2 separate regions of the Homo sapiens genome follow, and region 2 is linked to region 1. A link is an interaction called in ENCODE POLR2A ChIA-PET data of the cell type or tissue named here. Cell type or tissue: PC-9. All regions are shown on one strand. Links, peaks and the distances in the headings refer to the core of each region. The heading gives the core; the rest is flanking DNA.

Region 1 (5,379 bases), core at 244-5,243:
TAATTGGTCTGCTCAAACTTGCAAGCTGTTTGCACTCAGCTGAGCCTTAAAGTACTTACAGAATCAGGAAGGAGCCATCTATACCAATTCTAAGTTAATATACACTAAACGAGGTCTTATTAATAGCAAAGAATAATTGAAATCCCAAACTTAAAAGGTTTTCAACAAAAGTAAAGTTTGCTAAAAGTTAACAGTGTAAACATATATTATCCTAACTTCTAATCTTGTGGAAATCAGACCCTATCAATACTCTTCAAAGCTCAAGTCCGTCAGCACAGAGCCATACAACTAATACCCCTATTTATAGGGTTAGGAATGGCTACTGCTACAGGAACCGGAATAGCCAGTTTATCTACTTCATTATCCTACTATTACACACTATCAAAGGATTTCTCAGATAGTTTGCAAGAAATAACAAAATCTATCCATACTCTACAATCCCAAATAGACTCTCTGGCAATAGTGACTCTCCAAAACCCCTGAGGCGTAGACCTCCTCACTGCTGAGAAGGGAGGACTCTGCACCTTCTTAGGAGAAGAGTGTTGTTTTTACACTAACCAGGCAGGGATAGTACGAGATGCCGCCCAGCGTTTACAGGAAAAGGCTTCTGAAATCAGACACCACCTTTCAAACTCTTGTACCAACCTCTGGAGTTGGGCAACATGGCTTCTCCCCTTTCTAGGTCCTGTGGCAGCCATCTTGCTGTTACTCACCTTTGGGCCCTGTAATTTTAACCTTCTTGTCAAATTTGTTTCCTCTAGAATGGAGGCCATCAAGCTATAGATGGTCTTACAAATGGAACCCCAAATGAGCTCAACTAACAACTTCTACCGAGGACCCCTGGACCAACCCGCTGGCCCTTCCACTGGCCTAAAGAGTTCCCCTCTGGAGGACACTACAACTGCAGGGCCCCTTCTTCGCCCCTATCCAGCAGGAAGTAGCTAGAGTGGTCATCAGCCAAATTCCCAACAGCAGTTGGGGGTATCCTGTTTAGACGGGGGATTGAGAGGTGACAACGTGCTAGCAGCCCTCGCTCGCTCTCGGCGCCCCCTCGGCCACGGCGTCGGCTCTGGCTGTGCTCGAGGAGCCCTTCAGCCCACGGCTGCACTGTAGGGGCCTCCTCTCTGGGGCTGGCCGAGGCCAGAGCCGGCTCCCTCTGCTCACAGGGAGGTGTGAAGGGAGAGGTGCAGGCGGGAGCCAGCGTGGGTTCCGGGTGGGCGCAGGCTCGGCAGGCCCCGCACTTGGCGCCACCAGCCAGCGCCTGCTGGGCTTGATCGGGGGACAAGCTCCCACTGGGCTGTCGGAGTGCCCAGGCTAGGTGCCGCAAAGTCCCGCAGCCAGTGCCATTGAGAGGTGAAGCCAGCTGGGCTTCTGGGTCGGGTGGGGACCTGGAGAACTTTTCTGTCTAGCTAAAGGTTTGTAAATGTACCAATCAGCACTCTGTGTCTACCTAAAAGTTTGTAAACACACCAATCAGCACTCTGTGTCTAGCTAATGGTTTGTAAACGCACCAGTCAGCGTTCTGTGTCTAGCTAATCAGGTAGGGGACTTGGAGAACTTTTGTGTCTTGCTAAGGGATTGTAAACGCACCAATCAGCACTCTGTGTCTAACTAAAGGTGTAAACGCACCAATCAGCGCTCTGTCAAAACGGACCAATCAGCTCTCTGTAAAATGGACCAATCAGCTCTCTGTAAAATGGACCAATCAGCAGGCTGTGGGTGGGGCCAGATAAGGGAATAAAAGCAGGCCACCCAAGCCAGCAGCACCAACCTGCTGGGTCCCCATCCATGCTGAGGAAGCTTTGTTCTTTCGTTCTTTGCAATAAATCTTACTGCTGCTCACGCTTTGGGTCCGTGCCACCTTTAAGAGCTGTAACACTCACCGCAAAGGTCTGCAGCTTCACTCCTGAGGCCAGCAAGACCAGGAACCCACCAGAAGGAACTAACACCTCCAGACAGGCCGCCTTTATGAACTGTAACACTCACCGCAAAGGTTTGTAGCTTCATTCCTGAAGTCAGAGAGACCAAGAACCCACCAATTCCAGACACAGAACAATAGAAATTTATGAGTTCTGGTGAGGACCCTCTTTCTAGGTACAGGCTGCTGACCTCTTGTTGTATCCTTGCATGGCAGAAGGTAGAGAGAAGCAAGGTCTCTCGGAACTCTTAAAAGGGCATTCATCCCATTCAGGAAGGCTCTGCTCTCATGATCTCATCTAATCCTAATCACCTCCTAAAGACCCCTTCCTAATACCATCACGATGGGGGGTGGGGGCCTCAAAATATATATCTGGGAGGAACACAAACAAACACGCAGTCTATAACACAACTTTAAGAGGGAAATGTAATCACAGCACTTTGGGAGACTGAGGGGGCATCACTTGAGGTCAGGAGTTCAAGATCAGCCTGGCCAACATAGCGAAACCCTGTCTCTACTAAAAATACAAAAATGAGCCGGGTGTGGTGGCACACATCTATAACCCCAGCTACTCAGCAGGCTGAGTCAGGAAAATCACTTGAACCCAGGAGGCGGAGGTTGCAGTGAGTAAGCCAAGATCGTGCCACCACATTCCATCCTCGGTGACAGAGTGAGACTCCATCTCCAAAAAAAAAAAAAAGAAACATCTCAAGCCAAACAACAGCAACTTCAAGTAAAAAAAAAAAAAATTAGCATCATATTTAAAGTAGTAATATTTTCATTAAAGTTAGAAACAAGGCCAGGTGCAGTGGCTCACATCTATAATCCCAACACGCTGGGAGGCGAAGGCAGGCCAATCACTTGATTCCAAGAGTTCAAGACCAGCCTGGACAACGCCGCCAGACGCCCTCTCTACCAAAAAAATACAAAAGTTAGATGGGTGTGGTGGTATGCACCTGTAGTCCCAGCTACTCAGGAGGCTGAGGTGGGAGAATAGCTTGAGCCCAGGAGGTCAAGGCTGCAGTGAGCTGTGACAGCACCACTGCACTCCCGTCTGGGCAACAGAGCAAGTCCCTTTCAGAAAAGAAAGAAAAAGAAAGAAAGAAAAAAAAGTGGGGGAGGACAGGGGAGGGTGTTTTGTTTTTAAACATTACTAAGCAAATTGCTATCTAGAGACCTCCTCTAGTAAAGTTATACATCTAGTGGTGTGCTGGTAAATGTGTAACTACCAGCTTGGAGAAGAAAATGGCTATTTGCAGTGTTTGCCAATTTCTATAGTGTAAATACTCCCATCATGGTCAATTTCAATAATGGCCATGTTTAACAACCAGTTCACTTAAATTCCTACCAAAACAACAATCAGCTCTCATGAACCAGTCCACGCCAGCTCCAGCATCTACAGCTTACATGTAGACAACCATGTGGAGACATATGTGCTGGTAAGAACTACTTTCCTAGATACATTTAAGTGGAAAAAGGCAACAGAAGTTATTTATAATTGGGAACTGCCTGTATAATTTTTTTAATGTACATACAGACTTACATTTACATAGACTATCTTTTAAAGAATATTCAAGAAACCTGAACAAGATTGTGGAACTGGACTGGATGAGAAACTTTTTTTGTTTTGTTTGTTTTTTGAGATGGAGTCTGGCTCTGTCACCCAGGCTGGAGTGCAGTGGTGCAATCTCGGCTCACGGCAAGCTCCGCCTCCTGGGTTCACGCCGTTCTCCCACCTCAGCCTCCCCAGTAGCTGGAACTACAGGCGCCCACCACCACACCCGGCTAATTTTGTTTTTATATTTTTAGCAGAGATGGTGTTTCACTGTGTTAACTCAGGATGGTCTCGATCTCCTGACCTCATGATCTGCCTGCCTTGGCCTCCCAAAGTGCTGGGATTACAAGCATGAGCCACCACGCACAGCCCAGAAACTTTTTATTGTAAACCCTCTAGTAAGTTGCTTGAAGTATTTTTTTTTAATTACTGAATTACTTTTTAATAAAAATTACAATTTTGAAAAATTAAACATCATTAAATTTTTATTTTTACAATATAATTATCCTTCTCTTGACTTCATATCTTTCCTTCTTTGGGGGGTGCTTAAAATAATTCTCACTAGATTCAATAACCCCTAGCCAAAACTGGGTCAGTAAACCAAATAAACTGAAATTAGAATGGTATTTTTTTCATTTTTTTTCCAAATAGCAAAACTGCTGTGGTTCAACTTCAAGCCATTTACCAAAACAATTACCTAAGTAATCATTTCACCTACAACTACTTTTAGTTAAAAAAAAACAAATTAAGCCAAGTATGCAAAGCACACTCAGATATCCTCCAACAGTCCAGCATTCATGAATCTACACAGCAAAACCATTTTGCATCTCCCAGTCCTCATGGTTTCACATGGAAATCATCAGGATCTAATTAGTGACTCAGAGAAAGAAAGCAATAATAGAGTGCCGTGGCGCGCCTGCAAAATTTATAGGTCACTAAAAGTCACCCATAGCAACAAGGCTTCTTGTCTCAGGTCTGCAGTGTGTCACATGCCAGACTCCTCAGACTCAACAGGCAGCTCTGCACATCCACAATCAAGGAGCTTGTTTTCCACACTTCATGGAGACTTCCCTCTTGTCTAGTTTGACTTCCTCTCCATTTTTAGCATCAGAAACACAAGGAAATAAAATTCGTGGTTAGATTGATGTTTCTTCCCCCTGCTCTTTCATCTCCTGCTATGCCAGGAAGTAGCATTAAAGTTCTATCATGCGGTTGCCCAACAGGACACAGGAACCCAGGACCTTCCAACCTGATGACTAGTGAGTGCAATACAGAGAGCTGGAGCTGAGGCTTAATTACACAGGAAGGAGTAGCACTGAAGTAAGATCAGGTTGCTGAATCACGAAGGAGGACATTTTGCAACATATAGATGATATATATACACTCACATTTAAAAGCATTTTTTCTTTACCATGACAAACCACTCGACAACAGGAACATAAAAATGGAGATCTAAGATGGGAAAGGGGAGATCTGTTCTCTCTGCTCTTTTCCACACCCTTCTATATCGAAAGAATTCCCCATTTTCCCCATTATCAACACAAATCTGAAACCATTTGGTAAATATTAAGACAAGCATTAAATCTGAAGGCACTAAGATCTGGGGAGAAAAAACACATACAAGAAATTAAATTAATTTGTGACACCACAAATCCACACAGAATCCAATGGTTATATGAAACGGGCATTATTCCTTAAGACATAGATTTTCATATTTGATAATAATGACATTTGCAAAATCCTAATAGATTTCTTCAAAATGTCTGTGAGCTCTTAAGAGTTTCTGAAGTCAAGGTCAATCGAGGCAGTGAAATAGAAAATCTGAAGATTTTTCAGCCAGGGATGGTGGCTCGCACCTGTAATCTCAGCATTTTGGGAGGCAGAGACAGGAGGATCACCTGAGATC
Region 2 (5,379 bases), core at 252-5,251, 94 kb before region 1:
TAGCAGAGAGAAGAAACACAGAAACCAGTGAACAAAACAAGACATTTGAGCTATTAATAGCTGGCATGGTGGCTCACGCCTGTAATCCCAGCACTTTGGGAGGCCGAGGCAAGCAGATCATCTGAGGTCAGGAGTTTGAGACCAGCCTGGCCATCACGGTGAAACCCTGTCTCTACCAAAAAATACAAAAATTAGCCAGGCGTGGTGGCGCACACCTGTAATCCCAGCTACTGGGGAGGCTGAGGTAGGAGAATCTCTTGAACCCAGGTGGCGGAGGTTGCAATGAGCCAAGATTACACCACTGCACTCCAGCCTGGGTGACAGAGGGAGACTCTGTCTCAAAAATAAATAAATTAATTAATTAATTAATTAATGTAAGGAAGAAAATAAAATGGCTCTGTAAAAGAGAATGACAATGGGGATAATCAAACGAGCCCCTTCTAAGGCAGTTCCATTTGAGCTGAGACATGAATGAGTGGTAGAAGTGCCATGCCAAGATCTGGGTTACTGAAATAATCTTCAGCTGTCTCCCTTCTTTCCATTCAGCCTCCCTGCATTCTATCCTCTATGTGGGTAGTGGCTATGATCTTTCTGAAATATAAATCTGATGGCTGCACACAGAATATGTGTGAAACACCTCACTTTACAAAGCCCCCATGATCTGATGTCCCTTAACTCTCTGGCCTTCTCTCCCCTATCTACTCTGCAGATATACCCCCATGTGTTCCCAGAGTGATTGGCTTTTCTTACCCACTGCTGAACCGGACATCCCCATTCCACTGCCTGGAATGTCCATCTTAAACTCTCTATCCAGCATTAGTTCGGTCTCCCCTGTCTCTCCAGTCTATGGGTGATATTCCCTCCTCTATGTCCAGTCCTCATTATCCCTCCCCTTTGCCTCTCCTTTGGAAGGCAATAAAAAAGTTGAGAAAGGCTGCATGAAACCCATCTGGCCTAGTCAAACCCACCACTTGACTGTTCAAGAACCAGATTCAACATCTTCCCCCAAACATGTTCTTCCACCTCTGTCCTAACAGAGGTGTGTAACAGCACCTGGCTTTCTTGGAAAGCACCTAGTTTTTCTTGGAGAACCATCTCCCTCACTCTAAGTCCTTGTGGTTTCTCTCCAGCTCCAGGGGTGCAATACAGATTGAAGTCAGTCAAAGTTACCCATCCTCCCAACCTCACTGATTGGTTCAAGGAAAACAAATTCGCCCAATTAAGGTCAATGAGAGTCAAACCCAAGATGTGTATTGAGAATGATGGGAAGAGAACATTTTTCTATTTTCCCTGAATATGAAACTGGGAAAATTTAACCTTAGATCTTCCAGGGTTCCCACAGAGGAACAACTTGCCTGATAGTGAAGCCAACAGAGAAAAGCTGGGACAAGAGACAAATGACATCATTTGCACCCCTAGATCGAGCCATGCCTGAAGTCCCTCTCTGAACTTTCCAGTTACCTGAACAAAAAATTCCCTTTTATTGCATAAGCCAGTTTCAGTTTCAGTTCTGTTGCTTTCAACCAAATATCAACCTGATATAATTGGCTTCATGTTTGTCTATTCCCTCTCCCACCATGAGATTATAAGGTCTTATAAATTAATAGGAATTTCTAAATCTTCAGATAGAAAATTTAGCTATCTGAGAACTAGCACACAGCAAGTACTCAATGAACTTTTTTTTTTTTTTGAATGAACGAAGACAATAAGAGCAAAAAAAGGTAGAGGGAAATAAAGAAGGAGAGAAGGAGAGAAACAATGTCCAGATCATGTTTGAAAAGCAGGGCCACCCTGCAGGCCCAAAAGCTCACACATGCCAGGAGAAACGCCTACTGCTCCCCTCAACTCTGATTCCCCTGGAGCCTGGCACAGCCGCAAAGCCAGGCCAGATGGGACCTGCCTCACTGACACTCATTCAGGCTTGGGTTGCTTTGGCTTGGTTTTTAGATAACAGGAAAAGCAAGAAGGTCTGTCTCAAATGTCTGTGTGATACTCAGAATTGAAATCCTGGATCTCAAGGGCTTAACTCTCTAAGGCATCCTCCACTCTGCCTCTGGTTCCTGAAGAAAACCCAGTGGGGAGAGAATCATTTTGACTTCAGTGATTCCCACCGATCTCACTGATGAGCCAGAAGGTGGGGGCTGATGTTCACTTACGGGAGTGCAGCCAAGAGGAAAGGTGGCATAGACAATCTGGAAACTTCCCAGTATTTCCACGCCAAACAATTAACCTGAAAGATTAAGCAGTTCTGGGGATTTAATGCAGTAAGAAGAAGAACAAACACAGTGCTTTCCATGTGCCAGGTACTATTCTAAGTGCTTCATACGTGTTCATTTATGCAATAGAGCACCCTATGATGTAAGTACCACTACTGTGCCCAGTTTATGGATGAGAACGCTGAGGTAATAACAAACATGAACACGGACATTTAAGTGTGAGAATGCTCATCGCAATTTTGCTTATATCTGCAAGAAAGGGAGATATAATTTTAATGTTCCTCAGCAGGGGATTGGTTAAGTAAATTATGGTATATACATACAATGGAATAGTGCACCTACTTTGTTTTAATAAGGTAGATTTATATATATATTAACACTAAATGATGTCTGTGCTATTTTATGCATGTGCATATATATAGTTATATTATATATAATGTAAAAACCACAAATGGGCTCATATTGTACACACAATTCTGTTAAACTATATATATAGCTTAACTATACATATAGTTATATATAGCTTAACTATACATATAGTTATATATAGCTTAACTATATATATAGTTTTATACATATATATATCTTAGCTATATATATAAACAGAACAGCATGTATAGTATGAGCTCACTTGTGTTTTTTTTTTTTGTTTTTTTTTTGAGACAGTCTCACTCTGTCACCTAGGCTGTAGTACAGTGGTGTAATCTCAGCTCACTGCAACCTCCGCCTTCCAGGTTCAAGCAGTTCTCCTGCGTCAGCCTCCCGAGTAGCTAGGATTACAGGCACCCCCCACCATGCACGGCTAATTTTTTTTTTTTTTTGTATTTTTAGTGGGTTTTTTTGGGGTTTTTTTTTTGTATTTTTTAAAAATTTTTTTAGGTTGGCCAGGCTGGTTTCGAACTCCTAACCTCAAGTAATCCACCCATCTCGGCCTCCTAAAGTGCTAAGATTACTGGCGTGAGCCACTGTGCCCGGCCCACTTGTGGTTTTTATATTACATATAGATACTTTTTTAAAATTTGGTTTAGAGATAGAGTCTCACTCTGTCACCCAGGCTGAAATGCAGTGACTCCATCATAACTCACTGCCACCTTGAACTCCCAGGTTCAAGTGATCCTCCTGCCTCAGTTTCCCAAGTAGCTAGGACTACAGGCATGTGCCACCATATTTGGCTAATTTTTGTATTTTTTTGTAGAGTTAGAGTCTTGCTGTATGTTTCCCAGGTTGGTTTCAAAGTCCTATCCTCAAATGAACCTCCCACTTCAGCCTCCCAAAGTGCTAGAATTACAGGCATGAGTCATTGTGACCGGCCTATATTTTATATATAAAAGAAAACTCTCAAAAGTAATAGCAAACTGTTCTTTATAGTTACCTCTGAAACACAGTTGCTCACCTCAGTATTATTGACATTTTCGACCAGGTACCTCTGTGTAGTGGTGCTGTCCTACGCATTGTAGGATGTTGAGCTCCACCCCTGGCCTCTACCCACTAGAGGCCAGTAGCTCTGCTCCGGTTGTGACAACCAAAAATGTTTGCAGACATGGCCAAAAGTCCCCTAAGAGGGCAAAACAGTACTCTGTTGAGAACAACTGCTCTGGGGAAAATTTGGGGAAATTTTACTTTCTCTGTATTGGTTGTTTGTGTGTGTGTGTGTGTGTGTGTGTGTGTGTGTGTGTGTGTGTGTGTAATAATTATGTGTTTTCAGAATGGGCGTGGTGGCTCATGCCTGTAATCCCAGCACTTTAGGAGGCTGAGGCTGGTGGATCACTGGAGGTCAGGAGTTCAAGACCAGCCTGGCCAACATGATGAAACCCCGTCCCTACTAAAAATACAAAAATTAGCCAGGTGTGGTGGTGCGCACCTAGAATCCCAGTTAGACAGGAGACTGAGGCAGGAGAATCACTTGAACCCAGGGGCGGAGGTTGCAGTGAGATTGAACCACTGCATTCCAGCCTGGGCAACAGAGCAAGGTCCTGTCTCAATAATAATAATAATGATAATAATAATAATAATAATAATAATGTGTTTTAGTAAAAATATAAACGAGAAAGGCAAATTTTCTAATTAACTGGTATTTGAAGGCTCTGAGAGCTGGAAGCCTAGGAAAGCACCTTCACTGGGGCAACTCTTCCTGCTCGAACATGTAGGTCTTCCTCAAAGCAGGTCTAGCTTCCATCCATTTGCTCAGTTATTGGCTTGCCCACCTGGGCAGGTCTTTTAATATAGTTCAGTGGTTTGTACCAGCAAACTGATTAGAAATGCAAAGTATTAGGCCTCACCCCTTACCTACTATATGTAAAACTCTGGGAGTGGGGCCCCCAATTTGTGTTTTTACAGCCTTCCACACAATGCTGATGCAAGCTCAACTTTGAGAATCACTAACAGAATTAACAGTCCAAGGGAATGAGAGAGCTTCATTAAAACTTTGCATATTCCTGTAATGATCTTGAAGGATTATACACCAAGCACTCTATGCTTCCTGGTTTTCTGGGAGATAATTTACTCTTTGGAAATTCTTCATTCTGGTCTGAAACACAAGGCCAGAGTTGAGAAGGTGCTTTTTAATATCCATTACAGGAGTCTGTAAGCCAGCGGTTCACACCAAAAGTTCAAATGCTGTAAGGCCTGTGTTTACTAGCTTAGACACTGAAAAATCAGTCACTGGCTGGGTGAAGTGGCTCATGCCTGTCATCCCAGCACTTTGAGAGGCTGAGGCAGGAGGATCACTTGAGCCCAGGAATTTGAGACCAGCCTGGGCAACATATCAAGACCCTATCTCTGCAAAAAATAAATAAATTAGCCAGGCATGGTGGTGTGTGCCTTTAGTTCCAGCTACTCAAGAAGTTGAGACGGAAGGATCTCTTGAGCCCAGGAGGTTGAGGCTGCAATGAACCATGATTATGCCACTGTACTCCAGCCTGGGTGACAGGGCAAGACTGTGTCTCAAAAAAAAAAAAAAAAGAAATCAGTTACTGCTTCTAGTCTCCCCAAAGGTTAAATAGCCTCCATAACCTTTTAGAAAATGAAGTTTTAAGTGAGAAAGAAAATGTTCTCAGAGTACTGTTTGCATTCACAGCTACTCCTGGAAAGTGTTGGAATATTAGCTGAAGGAGTACCTTCCATCCCACGGGAACATAATTATGAACACACAAAATACTGTCCC

Evidence for each region. ChIA-PET counts read pairs that join two places held together with the same protein. Peaks named below come from ENCODE experiments on the same cell type or tissue, not always from the same donor. Only the 100,000 strongest peaks of a DNase experiment are listed, where the experiment ranks them.
Region 2: POLR2A ChIA-PET joins it to region 1 with 6 read pairs; 2 of 35 experiments call an interaction of 5 or more read pairs at or near these places.

The regions. Positions count from the first base shown.
Region 1 is chr16:21,626,132-21,631,510 of GRCh38, reverse strand. All of the region lies in intron 4 of METTL9 (methyltransferase 9, His-X-His N1(pi)-histidine), which reads right to left. Among named protein-coding and RNA genes, the nearest start is that of IGSF6, 24 kb to the left of the region's middle. In PC-9, for the core only: no CTCF peak of the experiment used is centred there; DNase peaks (open chromatin) are centred at 480 and 4,710; H3K4me3 peaks cover 1,077 bases; H3K27ac peaks cover 5,000 bases.
Region 2 is chr16:21,719,756-21,725,134 of GRCh38, reverse strand. It overlaps OTOA (otoancorin), which reads right to left. Exons shown (of 29, transcript NM_144672.4): 18 at 2,157-2,230. Among named protein-coding and RNA genes, the nearest start is that of OTOA, 58 kb to the right of the region's middle. In PC-9, for the core only: no CTCF peak of the experiment used is centred there; no DNase peak of the experiment used is centred there.